Linked DNA regions of Homo sapiens: region 2 is linked to region 1. A link is a loop called in an ENCODE intact Hi-C map of the cell type or tissue named here. Cell type or tissue: breast epithelium. All regions are shown on one strand. Links, peaks and the distances in the headings refer to the core of each region. The heading gives the core; the rest is flanking DNA.

The links. Hi-C counts contacts between places; a loop is a spot of excess contacts. Peaks named below come from ENCODE experiments on the same cell type or tissue, not always from the same donor. Only the 100,000 strongest peaks of a DNase experiment are listed, where the experiment ranks them.
Region 2: it touches region 1 in a loop (8-fold over the local background); 1 of 110 quality-filtered maps calls a loop at or near these places.

Annotation. Positions count from the first base shown.
Region 1 is chr10:126,213,106-126,221,497 of GRCh38, forward strand. All of the region lies in intron 3 of ADAM12 (ADAM metallopeptidase domain 12), which reads right to left. Among named protein-coding and RNA genes, the nearest start is that of ADAM12, 170 kb to the right of the region's middle. In breast epithelium, for the core only: no CTCF peak of the experiment used is centred there; no DNase peak of the experiment used is centred there; H3K4me3 peaks cover 278 bases; H3K27ac peaks cover 3,020 bases.
Region 2 is chr10:126,369,074-126,376,117 of GRCh38, forward strand. All of the region lies in intron 1 of ADAM12 (ADAM metallopeptidase domain 12), which reads right to left. Among named protein-coding and RNA genes, the nearest start is that of ADAM12, 16 kb to the right of the region's middle. In breast epithelium, for the core only: no CTCF peak of the experiment used is centred there; no DNase peak of the experiment used is centred there; H3K27ac peaks cover 92 bases.

The DNA of each region.
Region 1 (8,392 bases), core at 1,499-6,498:
GAGCAGATAATAAGTGCTCAATAAATACCTGTAGAAGGAATGTACCCATTCTTTTAGGAGAGGGCTTAGCTCCAAGATCTACTAAATATAGTAACCTTATTTGTGTTCTGGCAAAAGCATCATAAACCAGAATTTTATAAACAATAAAATGCTATAGGTTTTCGTTTTCACTTGACAACATAAATTTAGATCATCCATGAGGGGATGTGCATATGGTTCGTTCTTTAGATAGAACACACTCGTTTTATCTAATTTCAGCCTAAGAAATTTGAGAGATGATCCCCAGATTATATGCCAGAAGGAATCTGTTGAACAATTTTTAATTGAGTGTTTTAGCAAGACAAGCAGGAAAACAAGAAGCTAATAATTGATCAAACATTTGTTTCAAATGGAACTCTTTGAAATTATATGCTAGAATTTGCCAACTTGTTGAAATAACTAAGCCACCCACTGAATATACCCAAACCACTTTCTCTATGAGGCTTGCAGAACAATTTTGGGGTATAAAAATATGCACAGGCTAAATTACCCATCAACACAAAACTGAATATTCTTATCCTTAAATCTCCATGTGACTAAAACTAATTACTGTTATAAGTGAAAATACATATTTCAAAAAGCTCCCAGTGATGCCAAAAGCATTCAGACTGAAGCACCAAGCAGGTGTTTTAACAATGTCCTTGAAAATTTCCCTGCCAAAATGCTAGAACGAACTCTTGTTTGGTTTACCCCTTAAAGCAGGGACCATCTGCTGACTTGACCTTCCATAGACATAGCAAAAGCAAATTAAAGCAAGTTCCTTCTATTAGAAAGCAGCTTTCCAAACTGAGATGAATTCCAGGCTTAGCAAAGGTTTTGCTACCACTCTGTAGAAAATAACATACTGATTACAAAAGTACAATTTTATAACGTGACCCAATAAATCACTTCAAAAATATGGCTAAAATCAGGACACTGGAAACCACTATAATGCAACAAGAAGCATCAATAAGAAGCTGGTTAGATGAATGAGGGTTCATTGAACATGTGGCATTCTGTGTGAGCATTAAAACAAGAAGGAAGAAGCTTACAGCTACTAAGGAATGATTGTTGGCCGTGGTCGTATGCGCAGAACACCAGATGCAGAATGACAAGGATTATGTGGTCACATCCTGGCTCGACCCTTCATTAGCCACGTGAGTTAGTCAAGTCCCTCCCCTCCCTCTGTTTCTCTATCTGTAACGTGGGGGAGGGTAAGAGTTTCTACCCTGTAGGGTTGCTACAAGGTGCTCCTCTGAGATAACATTTATAAAGCACTTAGAATGGTGCCTGACATATAGTACCTATTATATAAATATTTGCTACTATTCTCATCACCATCATTATAAGCAGTAGCAGAACACAGCCGTGTTAATATATGCATGGGCTGTCTCTGGAAATGTATATGAGAGACTGGAAGCAGTGGCTGCCTCTAAAAGAAGATTCTGGAGGGTGTGGGAGTAGATGGTCAGAGGAAGATTCACTGATTGACAGTACCCTTTTGCAGTGATTGAGTTTCTGTGTGCATTTGTTTCATGGGAAAAAGCACCAAATTTTTAGAAAATGAAGAAATTGGGCCACTAATGAGAGCAAACGTTTTTGAGAAGAGTATCTATGATGTTCATTATGACTCAGCTTGGAGTCCTAGTTAATCACAGGTGGCTATGCACAGACCATTTTTGACTCTAGAATAGCAGCTTTCTGGAATGGGACCCTCGGCCCAGCCCACCTCTCACGCCCGCTGGCTGGATTAGGATGCCACTCGGCTGCTCGCCTCCCAGGCCTCCACGCCTCATCCCTTACCCTCACCTTGGTGACTCTCATCCACCTGGGAGAGTCAGCCCCTCGCTGGGCCATTTTCCTGTCCCAAAGCCTTCTCTGACACCCATTTTCCCATGGCACCTGGTCCAAGCCCCTGGGGCTGGCTTTGGAGGTCCTCTAGCTTGTCTGACCACACCCATCTGTCCAGGCCAGCCTCCCCATACCCACACTTCCTGCTCACATCTGTGACTTCTGTGAGGGGCACTCAGCTGTGGTTCTGGTCTACCTGGGTCCAAACCAGCTCTGCTCCTGAAGGTACTGGCTGTACGGCCTGGATGGCCTTTCCCTTTCTGGCATGCAGGGATAACACTCCCCACCAGCACTACTGACAGGGGTGGTGGGGGAAGGAGGTACATCCTCGGCACAGGGACAATCCCATGGTGCCTTCCTCTTTCCTGTGGCCTCTCCCTGGCTCTGGCTGCCCTTCCATAACTCAGGGTTTCAATCCATGTTAAATATCTGGGGGAGGCCACAGGACAGGGCCTTCCCCTTGAGGAATTTGTAGTTCAGCTCAGGGCCCCCCCGAAATCACAGCCCTTAATAGAGTAATCAAGGGCTTAGGTTCTGTGTGGGAATCTGTGAGGGAAGTGTGCTAACCAAGGACTAGGCCATTAGGAAAACCTTTATATAAAAAGTGATACATGATAGGTAAACTGAGGCCAGGAGGAAACTGGAAAGGTGCAGGAGAAGAGAGCAGGCACATCCATTGGAAGGTGGAGGGCAGAACTCAATGAGGAAGACAAAGACTCAGTTCAAATGCAAAACTGAAGCCTGCAATGAAAAATAAGCCATTTTTCAAAAGCAGAATGTGTACCAGTGACAGTAAATTGTGTATTTGTCACCCCCGGCACAACAACAGCTTTAAGGACTTGTGTAAACAGCACAAAAAAATCAGGGGTGTTAGCCAAGGTTCATGGTATTCGCAAATGGCATCAATATTTTGACTAGTGAGAGCTCACGAGTTGCCCTTGTTTTCTGGCTAAAGGCTTTATGCTTGCATTCCTTGAAGACATCTGTATTATTGTCATAGCCATGAACCCACCCCAGGGAGGCAGCAATATTCCCTTTCCCCAAGTCATATGACTGTGGCCTTTTGTTTTCCCCTTTCGAGGGTTTGCTTTGCCATTTGGTGTTAAAAAGCTTTTGCTCACAGCTTGCTTCTTTTAAAACAGTCTGAGAGATTACAGAGAAGATAGTGAAACTCCCTAAATCACACACTGATGTGCCCTCTGTAGACATGTCTTAGTTGTTCCTGCTAAGGGTCCCAATCCTCACTCCATCCCAGCAGTATTTAAGTGACTACTTTGTGCAAAACACTGTAATGAAATTGGGAAGATAAAACTTCGCCCTAGCCAATGAGGATGAGCTACAGCCTTTCCTACAACAGCAAAGCCCACTTCGAACTTCAAAGAATTCCCATAAAGATTAAAAAGCAAACTCCAGGCAGGCACAAGTCAGCCTGCTGAGGCTTGGCCATTTGTTTCCCAACTGTTACAGAGCTCGAAAGCTCTCAATTTCGCCCCTGCCAAGATGTATTCCATCAGAGCCTTCTACATAAATCACAGCTTGTGATAGATCTGTTGTTTCAGCCTCAAGAAACTGTTAGGTCTGAGTAACTCCAGGAAAAGGGCTTATCCTCCGGGATCATAAATCTTCTCTCCTGACCGTCATGTGAAACGCATCACACTGCTTCAAATGTTCCTTCCGACGCATCCTTTATTAATGATGCCTTTGGTTTTGACCATTTGGAATGTTGAATGTATATCAAAAGCCCAGGGGGCTTCGTAGGTCAGGGAGGTGGCCTCCCTCCCTGCCTGGAACTTAGCCAGGCCACCAGGGTGACCCCGGCAGAAGGCCAGAGGACATTGCCTTGGGGCCAAACAGAAAATTCCAGATTTTGAAAGATGATCCATGAGGTACCCCCAAAGGGCTTCTCATCCACATGCACACCCTGAATCTTCAGTTCTTGAGGCCTTTTCCCTATAACTTCCCATGCACTGTGGTTTTGCCTGAAATCCCACATGACAATTAAGGAGAATATTTTTCTGTTTCTCCTGTTTTCTTGGTGCTCATCTTTCCAACTCTGAGCTCAAGAATCAGGGATGTCAGCAAACAAATCCTGGTACATTAATAAAACAATGTTTAATTAGTAAAACCATGAGAGTGAGAATATTTTTTATAAGAAAACTGATTAAGATGAATGCACTTTTATAATAATCACTATAAAAGGCTAACCATTAGTTACCTAATGAATGTCCTAAATACATTGTGATCTTTGAAAAGATGAACTAAAGTTTACCCAGAAGAGAGCAAAGGTTACTGAGAAAAAATAATCAGTCCCATAGCTTTCTACAAGGAAGAAAAATAAATACCTCAAATTTATGAAGTTATCATAGGAAAACAGAAAAGCCTGTGCATTTGGAACTTTTTTTTTTTTTTTGAAACGGAGTTTCGCTCTTGTTGACCAGGCTGGAGTGCAATGGCGCGATCTTGGCTCACCACAACTTCTGCCTCCAGGGTTCAAGTGATCCTCCTGCCTCAGCCTCCTTAGTAGCTGGGATTACAGGAATGCACCACCATGCCCAGCTAATTTTGTATTTTTAGTAGAGACAGGGTTTCTCCATGTTGGTCAGGCTGGTCTCGAACTCCTGACCTCAGATAATCTGCCTGCCTTGGCCTCCCAAAGTGCTGGGATTACAGGCGTGAGCCACTGCACATTTTTGCTCCATGTAAATTACAATATTTTGGCCAGGCATGGTGGCTCACGCCTGTAATCCCAGCACTTTGGGAGGCCAAGGCAGGTGGATCACCTGAGTCAGGAGTTCGAGACCAGCCTGGCCAACATATAGCGAAACCTCATCTCTACTAAAAAATATGAAAATTAGCTGAGCGTGGTGGCACAGGCCTGTAGTCCCAGCTACTTGGGAAGCTGAGGCAGGAGAATTGCTTGAACCCGGGAGGTAGAGGTTGTAGTGAGCCAAGATCACGTCACTGCACTCCAGCCTGGGTAACAGAGCAAGACTCTGTCTCTCAAAAAAAAAAAAAAGATTACACTATTTTCTAATTGGAAATACAAGAAGCTTTTAATTACATGGAAGTATAACGTAAATAAGGATTTTTTGGTACTAGGTACTTCAGTCACACTGAGCTGCTAGGAATAACAGTGACATGATTGTGATTATAATCATTAATCATTATCAGCAACAAAAGCAAAATACAGTTGTTGAGTGTGTGTGTGGGGGGGCAGGGGGTGGTAACTATCATCCACACTGAGATACATTTGGAGTGAGAAGGGACACTATAATACACGTGCCCCGACAACAGGCGTAACTTGGGCCATCACAGGTAAACATGGACACGTATTCCTTCTAACTATGTTGTTCACCTAACTCCACATCAACTCACCAAGGTAGGTATTCTTATGCCCATTTTGCAGAGGGGGAAACCAAGGCTTGTTCAAGGTCACACAGCTGGTGAACAGAACAGCTGGGCTTGGAACTGACTGCTATGCATTGACTTTTCTGGGCAGACTCAGCCAACAAGAGACATACTGAGGGCATCTTGGTACTTCCTCCCTGCAGGTGCTTGGGTCTGTGAGGTACCCGAGGCAGAACAGATGGCAAAACCTTCATTCTCTGTGAAAGGGCCTGAGAACAGGTACTGTGGGAAGGGGAGCACAAAGGTGCTGGGCAATGGGTCTGCCTTGCCAGGGCCTCACACACCCATCCCACAACACTGGCTTCATATTTGCTTTATCCATGTTCAAAGGATATCCAATGTCTGGACACAAAAGTGAACCCCAGAAACAAACCCTCCAGAGGCAGAATGTACTGTTCTACCCCAGTTCTCATGTGGCATTAGGATAAGAAGGGCAGCTGCCAAATTAGGATCTGTAGAGATGTCCGGGGTTATGATAAAAGTGAGACATTTAGATATTTGTGATAAATATTGATGCCAATGCCTCCCTCCCATCAACTGCACAGCTGCATCACGCCTGACCTCGTGCTTGATGCTTTACAGACATCACGTTGAAGCCTCCCAGGCCTGCAAGGTAATGTTACCCTCAATTTACAGGTGAAGCAAATGAGACAGAGATTGCAGGCAGTAACTAACAGGGCCAGAATGTGGTGCCAGGCCTGGAGAACTTCACAGGTCCCATGCTTTGCTCTGTAGTTGTACAACTCTCATGGCTCAGGCTATTTGGGGTTTGCTCTTGGATAAAAAATAACAAAAACAAAAATCCATTGCTACAACTTCCAAAGGATTTATTACCCCAGATGTCATGCCTGACGACGTGTGACCTCTGAGATGAGGGCCTGTTGCAGTCGTCCTTAGCGCCTCGAACAGAGGTCCTGGTGACCTGCTTCGGGAGGCTCTGCTCAGATTGAACCATTGGTGTGACAGCCACATCACCTCAGGCCCCCATGCCTTTTCTCCCCGTGGGCCAGCAGGGAACCTTTGCTAATCAGGACTTACATTAATCTCTTTAGCTATGTGCGACACAGACATCAGTGGTCTTTTTCTTTTAAGATTGGCAGAGCTATAAAATGTCCACATTTTATAGAGAAAAGGAATGTCCATAAATCCAATTGTAAGTGTTACTACGCTATTATATTTTAACAACTCAGAGGTTTCTGGTGAAAATCCTTATAGTTGAACAACCTTAGTTGAATATAATAGTTTATAATTGACATAGATATGTTGCAATTGTCTAGAAGCCAACTTTTCTCACAAAGTTTAGGTTCTGTGAGACAATGAGTAAATTTAGATGCTGTTAGTTAAACCATCCATTTAACGGGTACATTAATTAATGCCACCTATTTAAAGAAACATTTGTTTTTGGATAGACTTTCCTCTTATTATCAGACAATTCTGGGCAAGTAAAAAAAATTATTGTCAGTTTGTAGGCAAAATAGGAAATGGGCTTTCTTCATTGAACTAGACAATCAATGGGAATCTACCTGAATCATATTTGTCCAAACAAGGCCACTGGGAATTGGAAATGAGATGGAACCAATGGGGAGACAGGAGCTGGAAAATTCTGGATTTTGCAGTGGTCATAAAGCAGCTCCTCGCCGTACCAAGTAGGACGTCTCTGAATCTCAGCAGAGACTCAGCCCCTGTAGGAGGAGGCTGAGAGGTCTCCTTCAAGGATGACACATGCCCACAGGGCCAGCCAGCCATTCGGAAGCCTCCACTCTTCAGAGACATGTGTGTCTGTGCGTGGCAATGTGAAACGTGACTAGGGCTTAGTTAACTCTCTGAAGAGCTGGATTCTTGATTCACGATAACAATAGTGACGGTAAATATTTGTTGAGTACTCACGAGGTGCCGAGCACCACACAGCACTTTCTGAAGTAGGTGCTGATACTACAGTCCTGTGTATAGCTGGGAAACAGAGGTCAGGGAATGCAAGGAACTGGCTCAAGGCTTATTAGCCCTCACCCTTAATGAGGGTGCTGTGTCATGTTTGTTGTGCCTGGAGAGGAGAGCTGGATAAAACACAGGATGCCTAGTTAAATTTGAATTTCAAATGAGGAAATACAAGTCAAAATTCACCCCAAAATCAATTCATTCTAAAATGATTTTTGTTGTTGTTGCTGAAGTATGTCTTGTGTACCATTTGGAACATACTTATAAAAATGATTTTTTAATCTGAAATTCAGGTTTCAATGGGCATCCCATATTTGCATTTGCTAGACATCGCAATCCTTAGTGTCCTCCCTTCTCTGTGATGCTAATGATGGGTTCCAAAGTTATGAATGCTTTGCTTATAAAATAATTGGCTTTGAAAGTCTTACCCAATGTGAGCAGTTGGAAAGTCTAGGAATAATTGTCACCTATTAGGAGCCGCTCCTCCCAGACACAAATCTGGCAGCATCTGTGTCCCTCTTAGCAACTTCAGGTCCTTTCTCTGGGGCACCTGTGGGTTCCTGGGATCAGTGCCTTGGGGCAGGGAAACCCGCATCTCCAGCAGGCCACATGGAGGCCCAGAGGCTTCCAGAACACATTCTGATCCCACCCCGTTAGGGGACGAAACAAAGCCTCTCCACATCATTGGGGCACTTGATGGGCAGTTCTCAGTCATGGAAGACTTCAGTTTTGAAGATGATGGAACAACACAGGAAATGTATGAGGTAGATTTAGAAGAGAAGGAGGCTGGGTGCGGTGGCTCACACTTGTAATCCCAGCACTTTGGGAAGCTGAGGCAGGCAGGTCACTTGAGGTCAGGAGTTCGAGACCAGCCTGGCCAATATGGTGAAACCCCGTCTCTACTAAAAATACAAAAATTAGTCAGGTGTGGTGGCACATGCCTGTAATCCCAGCTACTTGGCAGTCTGAGGCAGCAGAATCACTTGAACCTGAGAGGTGGAGGCGGAGGTTGCAGTGAGCTGAGATTGTGTCACTGGACTCCAGCCTGGGCAACAGAGCAAGACTCTGTCTCAAAAAAAAAAAAAAAAAAGAAAGAAAGAAAGAAAGAGAAGAAAAAGAAAAAGAGGCAAAGTACTGTTGACATTTGGATGTAACATGCATACAAAAGATAAACTAACAA
Region 2 (7,044 bases), core at 706-5,705, 160 kb after region 1:
ATATATACTAACTACCTTTTCCATATCAAATATTTGGATACATGGTATTTTTTTTCAAAAAGACTTTCCAAATGTGAAAATTCATTTACATGAAAGGTTGTACAAACACAAAAAATTTAAGAGTAGAGCTTTAGTGAATCACATTTGTTGAAATGAAAAAGCAGCACACCAAGTGGGACTATTTACTCATCATGCCAATATTTATTGAGCAGCTGTGATGTGCTAGGCACGGGGGACCCAACAGAGAATAAGATGGATGTGGTCTCTGTCACCACAGAGCTTAAATTCTAACCTAGAAGACAAACCGTTGATTAGAATGTGATAAGTGCTCTGACAGAGACATAGCATTTTGAGAACATTTAGCAGGGGGACCTTTCCTTGACTGGGGTTGGGTGGGAAGGACCAAGAACCGGCTGCCTGTGAGGAAGTGAAGTCTAAGCCAAGGAGGAGTTCAGCCAAGTGTTGGAGTGAGAGTGGGAAAAGAACTGTCAGGCAAAGGCAATGAAGACACTGCAGTAAAAGGACATGAAACAGCTAAGCAACAAAAATGCAGAAACAGAGCCACCTTACCAATCAGATGCTGCTGCCAGCTCCAGGACTTGTACATAGTGAGTGGACACCTCTGAAAACAGACGCTTTCACCTGTCAAAGCCATTCCTGGTATTTACAATGCTGATTATCTAATTAACTCACTGTGCTAGACTGTTGAGATGGTTCCCAGTGCCCCCGCCTCCTGGTATTCACTCTCATATGTAACCCTGGTAGGGTTAGAATTAAGCAAGTCACTAGGTTAAGAGACTTAGTGACTTGTTTTTAACCAGTAGACTATAGCAATATTCACAGACCATGATTGGATTATACAACTTGTGATTCTGTCTTATTTGCAGATTATATTGCCTTCTCAGTCTGCAGGCCTTGATGAAGCAAGCTTCTATATTGGAGAGAATACTGATTAGGAAAATGGGAACCAGCTAGGAACTGAAACCTTCAGTTCAACAACTCAAGGGACTGAATTCTGCCATGTTTCTGTGAGCTTGAAAGCAGATCCTTCCCAGTTGAGCCTTTGAATGAGATCCAGTCCTGGCTAACATCTTGACTGAAACCAGTGAAAGAAGCTGAATTAGAGGACCCAGATAAGTTGTGCCTAGATTCGTAACCCACAAAAGCTGTGAGATTGTACACAGGTGTGATAGTAAGCCACTAAGTTGTGGCAATTTGTCATACAGCAATAAATAACAAATGCACTCATGCATGTGCATTTATCATGTTTACAAGTATTTTCTACAGCCATCATAGGTAGCAGTTATTAGGTTGAGTCCTGCATTTTATTTGTGAGAGGAAACAGAAGATAGTATACTTAATTATTAAACAGTAAGTTTCTCCTTCAGGAAGAATAAATTTTAGCTGGTAAGTCCACATGTTCCTTTGATGCGAAAATGAAAGGTCAGAGATACCAGGCCCTGCAAATGGGTCTCCAGTCCTGTTTTTCCTGCCAGTCCTTGCAGGTCAGAGCCCACAGGACAAGTTCCTGGGATTCACACAGCTAAAGACTCAAGTATTGTTCTATCTCAGTGTCTTCCTAGGTTCTCTCCTCAAATCCCAATGTCCCAAGATAAACACAAGCTGAGATAGCTGCAAAGGGTCTGGAGTATGGAAGAGTTCCTGGACATCATAGGTCCTCCCTTGGCAGCCCAGTGGTTTAGCATGTGGGCCCTGAAAATCAACTGCCTAGTTCAATCCTGGCTCAGCCTCTTATAAGATGCAAGGGCTAAGGCAAATCATGAGTTCTCTATGCCTTAGTTTCTTCATCTGTAAAATGGAAATAATAATGGCCCATACCTCTAAGGGCCATAGGGATATTTTAACCACATAATTCATGTAAAGGGATTAGTCGAGAGTCTGCTGAATGTTTTGTTAAATGCCGGTGTCATCACTATTAGTTATTCGTGTAAGTCCCATTTCTAGTATATTCCCTATTTGTGCAGTAATTCATGTGCATAATCTCAGCTGCGTCACCTTGTAGCTGTATAACTGCACAAGCTGAATGTCCTAGCCTTGGCTTTCCTATCTGGAAGAAAGAGTGGTCATAGTGCCTGCCTCCCAGGGCATGGTGAGAATGTATGAGAAGCTACTGAACCAGTGCTAGCACAGAAACCACACAGGCAAAATCCCTTTATGGAATTCCTCAATTCTATCCTATGAAGAAAGAGCAATTACCACTCAGAAATGTGATTGTTTTCCAGGTACACAGATAAACCTGTCACCAGGAGCCCTTGGGTGTTGTCTGATCATGCACTGAACTGAGTAAACATTTTAGAAAATTCATTTGCTGCTGTGCAAGTCAGAAGATAATGGTAGCTGCAACTTAGTTTCAGAAAGATTCAGATGAACAATCTTAGTAGTGTGGGAGAGATCTTTCCATTCACTTACGTTTTGCTGTAAATTGGGAAAACACCACCAATATTTGGTCTTAGAGTGGAACATTTCTGTCAGATTCTGGATGTTCTAAATGTGTACTGTTTAGAGCCACAAGGATGTAGAGTGCTTAACGGGCTTTACTGCTGCAATCACCTGCTCTAACTGGTAATTAAGATATAAGTCAAGAGCTTATGTGTCTGCTTCACCCACAAATGTGAGGTTCCTATTTCTGCAGCAATTCTTATTCATGCCAACCCAATACCCTGAGAGGCATGTTAAATTTTATTTGCCTTGCCATTCTACGCTTATCCTCCCTCCCACATCTCTTTCTCAAAAAGCCAGTGGAAGCTGAAGGCTAGGAAAATTCATGCCCCTGGCCTGGGCATCTGCTACCATTCATTCTCTACAGCCCTTATGCCTAGCCCACAGTGAGTCCCATATAGCAGAGAAGAAGGAAACTGGTGACCATTTTGTGTGCTATAAGTAAATGATATTTGAAAGAGTTCACATTATTAACACAATCTCAAATAGTCCTGGTTAACAGAGATGCCCCTAATGGTAGACTGATAAACAACAAAGATGGAAACATGAGATTTAAGGTAGGAGAAAAACGAATAGAAACTGCCTTCCTCTCCCAATTCTCTGCCACCCCCTCTGTCAAGCTTTGGGATTAACTTGGATACCCATCTACCATGAGCAGAAGGGGACGGTGGCTCATGGATGCTGAGAACTTGTGCCGTTCAAGGCATGAGGACAAACCTCAGCACTGAATGAACATATGAACAGTGATACCATGTGCCCCCTGTACCATCAAAAGAGAAGACCTTAAATTACAAAACACATTCCCCAACCTCTCCCTCATTTGGAATTCACCACAACCCAGGGAGGTAGGCTGCATCCTTGCTCATTGTTGACAAATAAACTAAGTTCAGAAAGATTTAGTGGGTTCCTCAAGGTCACACAGCCATAAAGAGGCCAAGCCAGAACTCAGAGCCACTTCTCACTCCAAGTCCAGAATTCTGGCCATGATCCAAGCCACCTGTCAATTTTATAACTACAACGCCAGAACACACAGCACTCTTGACCCACTAAATCCATAAGGAAGTAACATCAGGGGAGATAAGCTGAAGAAATCTCATTATTTTATGTCACTGAAGTCCATAAGAGAAGCAGATGCTTCTACTAGGAGCTTTTGTGCTTGAAAACAGTTGTCTTGATTTAGCTTTACAGACCATATCCTATCCCAGCCCTTTCTGCCTCCCTCTTTTGAAATTGCTTTCTCACTGAGCCTCTATAACCAATGGCTTAGTCTTCAGCAGCACTGAGGGAGAAAGAAGGATGATAATCACCTTTTTAAAGGAGAGCAGAGACAAGAAACAGAAAAGAGACTAAAGTATGTGAGAAAAAAGTTTCAAGAGTACCATCTATTGCAGCTGAATAAATTATGCTCCAAGGAGCAGACTCTCCCTACTAAGAAACTGGAAGTAAAGCTTAGTGAATTGAATAGACTAAATCTGACATGTCCAAATTTTAGTGGCAAATCAGGCGTCTGATTTTCCTGTAGATAAATTAGTGGAGAAATCAATCTATATGGAATCATAGCATTCATTCTGAAGGTTACAAAAATATACAAATGAGTGTCTCCATTGTTGGCTTACTCCATTGTACAATCTTCTTTGTATACTAGAATGTTTAAGTATGGAATGAATTCACTATACACTCCTGGAAGGCTCACATGACTGGAATTCTGTTGACACCTCTGCTGGCAGAGGAGCGGCTTCTGGGAGTGGATGTTGGCCTTGCTTCCCAGCTGTTCTCATTTTGCCTCCGCCAGAGGGAGATGGGAACAGCTGATGGCTTCACCCCCAAAGCTCAGCTTGGCCCCATCATTAGCACATCTCACCCCTGCAGCTGCCAAGGCCAAGACTAACATGCCAGCAGGAAAGCAGCTGACTGACTTTTCTGACTGAGTGTTTGGAGTACTGGAAGTTGAGAATCAAGCTGCCAAGCGGGTTCAACTTATTTTCTGTACATTTTTATGATCCACTCGCTCTAGAGGCCATGAAATGAGGGTGTCTGTTCTTCTCAACACTGTATCCCCAGTTCCTGGCACAAATCTGGGATTACAATAGGCAGCCAACAAATGTGTTGACTAAAAGACCCAAAGAATCATTATCAGAGATGTCTAGTTCTGAAAACACAGTGGACTGAGTTGACACAGCTAGAAAGCCTTTCTACTACAAACACAGAAAAATGTTAAATAAAATGTGACAACCTACATAACTGAACTAGAAAGAAGGGAAAGGAAATTATCAGGGAATTAAGGAATTCCTAGCCAGAGCATCCACCCACTGCCAAAGTCATGGAATCCCAAAGGCCTGGCAGACATAGGACTTCAGCCTGGAAACCATGAGTTCAGTAACAGGAGGTATGATCTTGAACACACAAGTCAGAGAACTCTAGCTAGATCCTTGAATAAAACCAAGCCCAGACAGGCTGCCCTTCCCAAGTCACCAGGGCTAGAAAACCTCTACCAAATGCCACAGGGAAACTTCAAAGTGACATGTCTCCCCAGAGATCTGGTGAGGGTTAGGGAGTTTCGCAAGAGAAATAGAAACTTCAAGCCTTTGCCACATGGGTATGGAGACCAAAATTAGAATAGCCATGTGGTGTAAAATTCCCACAATAACTGGGCTTAGACAAGGGAAATCCCTGAGGCATCTGTCATGAGTAAACAGACTCTGCTCCACAGGAACTCTTCTAATCCAGGGTACATAGGACTCCCATGGAGAGGGTAGCAGTGGAGGGAAAAAAGCTGAAAATGAACTCACAATTTAAAATTGCAAGGCATTGGAAGAGATAATCCACAGTAATACAGAATCAGCATCCTAAGAACTTTAAATAATAACCTGAAATGGATAACAATATATAAATCCCAAATTATTAAAGACATGTAAGAATACAAAGAAAAGATAATAAAAGATAATTTTAAAATATTACATTTTAAGAAGATCAGGCAAGTTTGAAAAAGAGCAAAACAAAGCTTCCATACGTGAAAAAGTAAAGATATTGAAAAATGTGAAGTCAATAGACAGTTTAAACAGCATTTAGACACAGCTCAAGAGAGAATTGGTAAACTGAAATTTAGACTTGTAGACATCACCCAGAATATAAAGCAAAGAGTGATAAAGAGATGAAGAGAAGCTAAAAACAGGAGGACTGAATTATAAGGCCCAACTACATATAACAAAAGTTCCAAAGGAAGTGATGAAGCAAAAACGGCAAGGCAGTAATTAAAGAGATGCTTGCTACATTTTTTTAAATAATTGATTGGATTCAAGAAGCACCACAAGGCCAGAAATACACAAATTTAATATAAAACCATATAAAAACACACGAATAAAATACAGAACTACACATACACAAACACACACACTCCACCACCACCACCAAAGAACTACCTTAAAAGTAACCAGAGAAAAAGGCAGGTTTAGTGCAAAGGCACAGTCATTAAATGAAAGACTCCTTAACAACAACAGGAGACGCAAGGATACAACAGGTAATATCTGCTAAAAGAAAAAAATCGCCAACCTCTGGTTTGGTTATCCATACATACCTAGACTAACATTCATGAAAAAGAAAAACATTTTCCAGGCAAACAAATATAGGGAATTTGCTACTCAGAGACCTTCAATGAAGACTACTTCAATAAGAAGCGACTGGATCCAGAAGTGGAAGTGGTTTGCAAGAAGCCATGGTTAAAAAAAAAAAAAGAAAGAAAGAAAGAAAAAGAAAGGAAAGAAAGGAAACTAGTTGCATTGGATAAATCAGCATAAGCCTGGACTGCTCAGCACAGAACAAAGCCTAGTATTTCCCCACTATCTTTTTTGATGAGAGATGGGTTTCAAAATGGCAGAACTAAAATTCTAGACAATAATAAAAAAACAGGAGGCACAATGAAGGGCACTAAACCATGGTTAGCTTGTAATTGTTTGGGAGGAGGCCAAAGTTACTGACTACCTTTGGACTCTGTGTCTGAAATGCAAATGTTAAAAATTTAATGGTACTACTAAAACTGTGGAAACAGAATATGTAACCTCTAAATTAACAGAACTGGGAAAGAGTAGGTATAAATAATCCTACAACAATAGAAGAAAGAAAAGAAAGGTGTAAAGATAGCAAAAGTTAGTTATTTTCATTAAAGTTAAAAAAAAAAAAAACAAGGAGACTAGCAATCACTTCTTCTTCTTCTTTTTTTTTTTTCTTTCTTTTTTGAGACAGGGTCAGGGTCTCACTGTGTCTCCCAGGCTGGAGTGCAGTGCAAGATCACAGCAGCCTCGACCTCCTGGGCTCAAGCAATCCTCCCACCTTAGCCTCCCTGCGTAGCTGGGACTACAGGTGCATGCCACATATATGACTTTTTTTTTTTTGTAGAAATGGGGTGTCCTTATGTTGCTCAGGCTGGTCTCAAATTTCTGGGCTCAAGTAATCCCCCCTCCCCACCCCCCAGCCTCTCAAAGTGCTGAGATTACAGGTATGAGTCACTGGGCCTGGCTAATCCTTTTGTTTATCATTGTAATGGATATGCTACCCAATGAAACAAGAAAAATAAAGGAAGTAGAATGA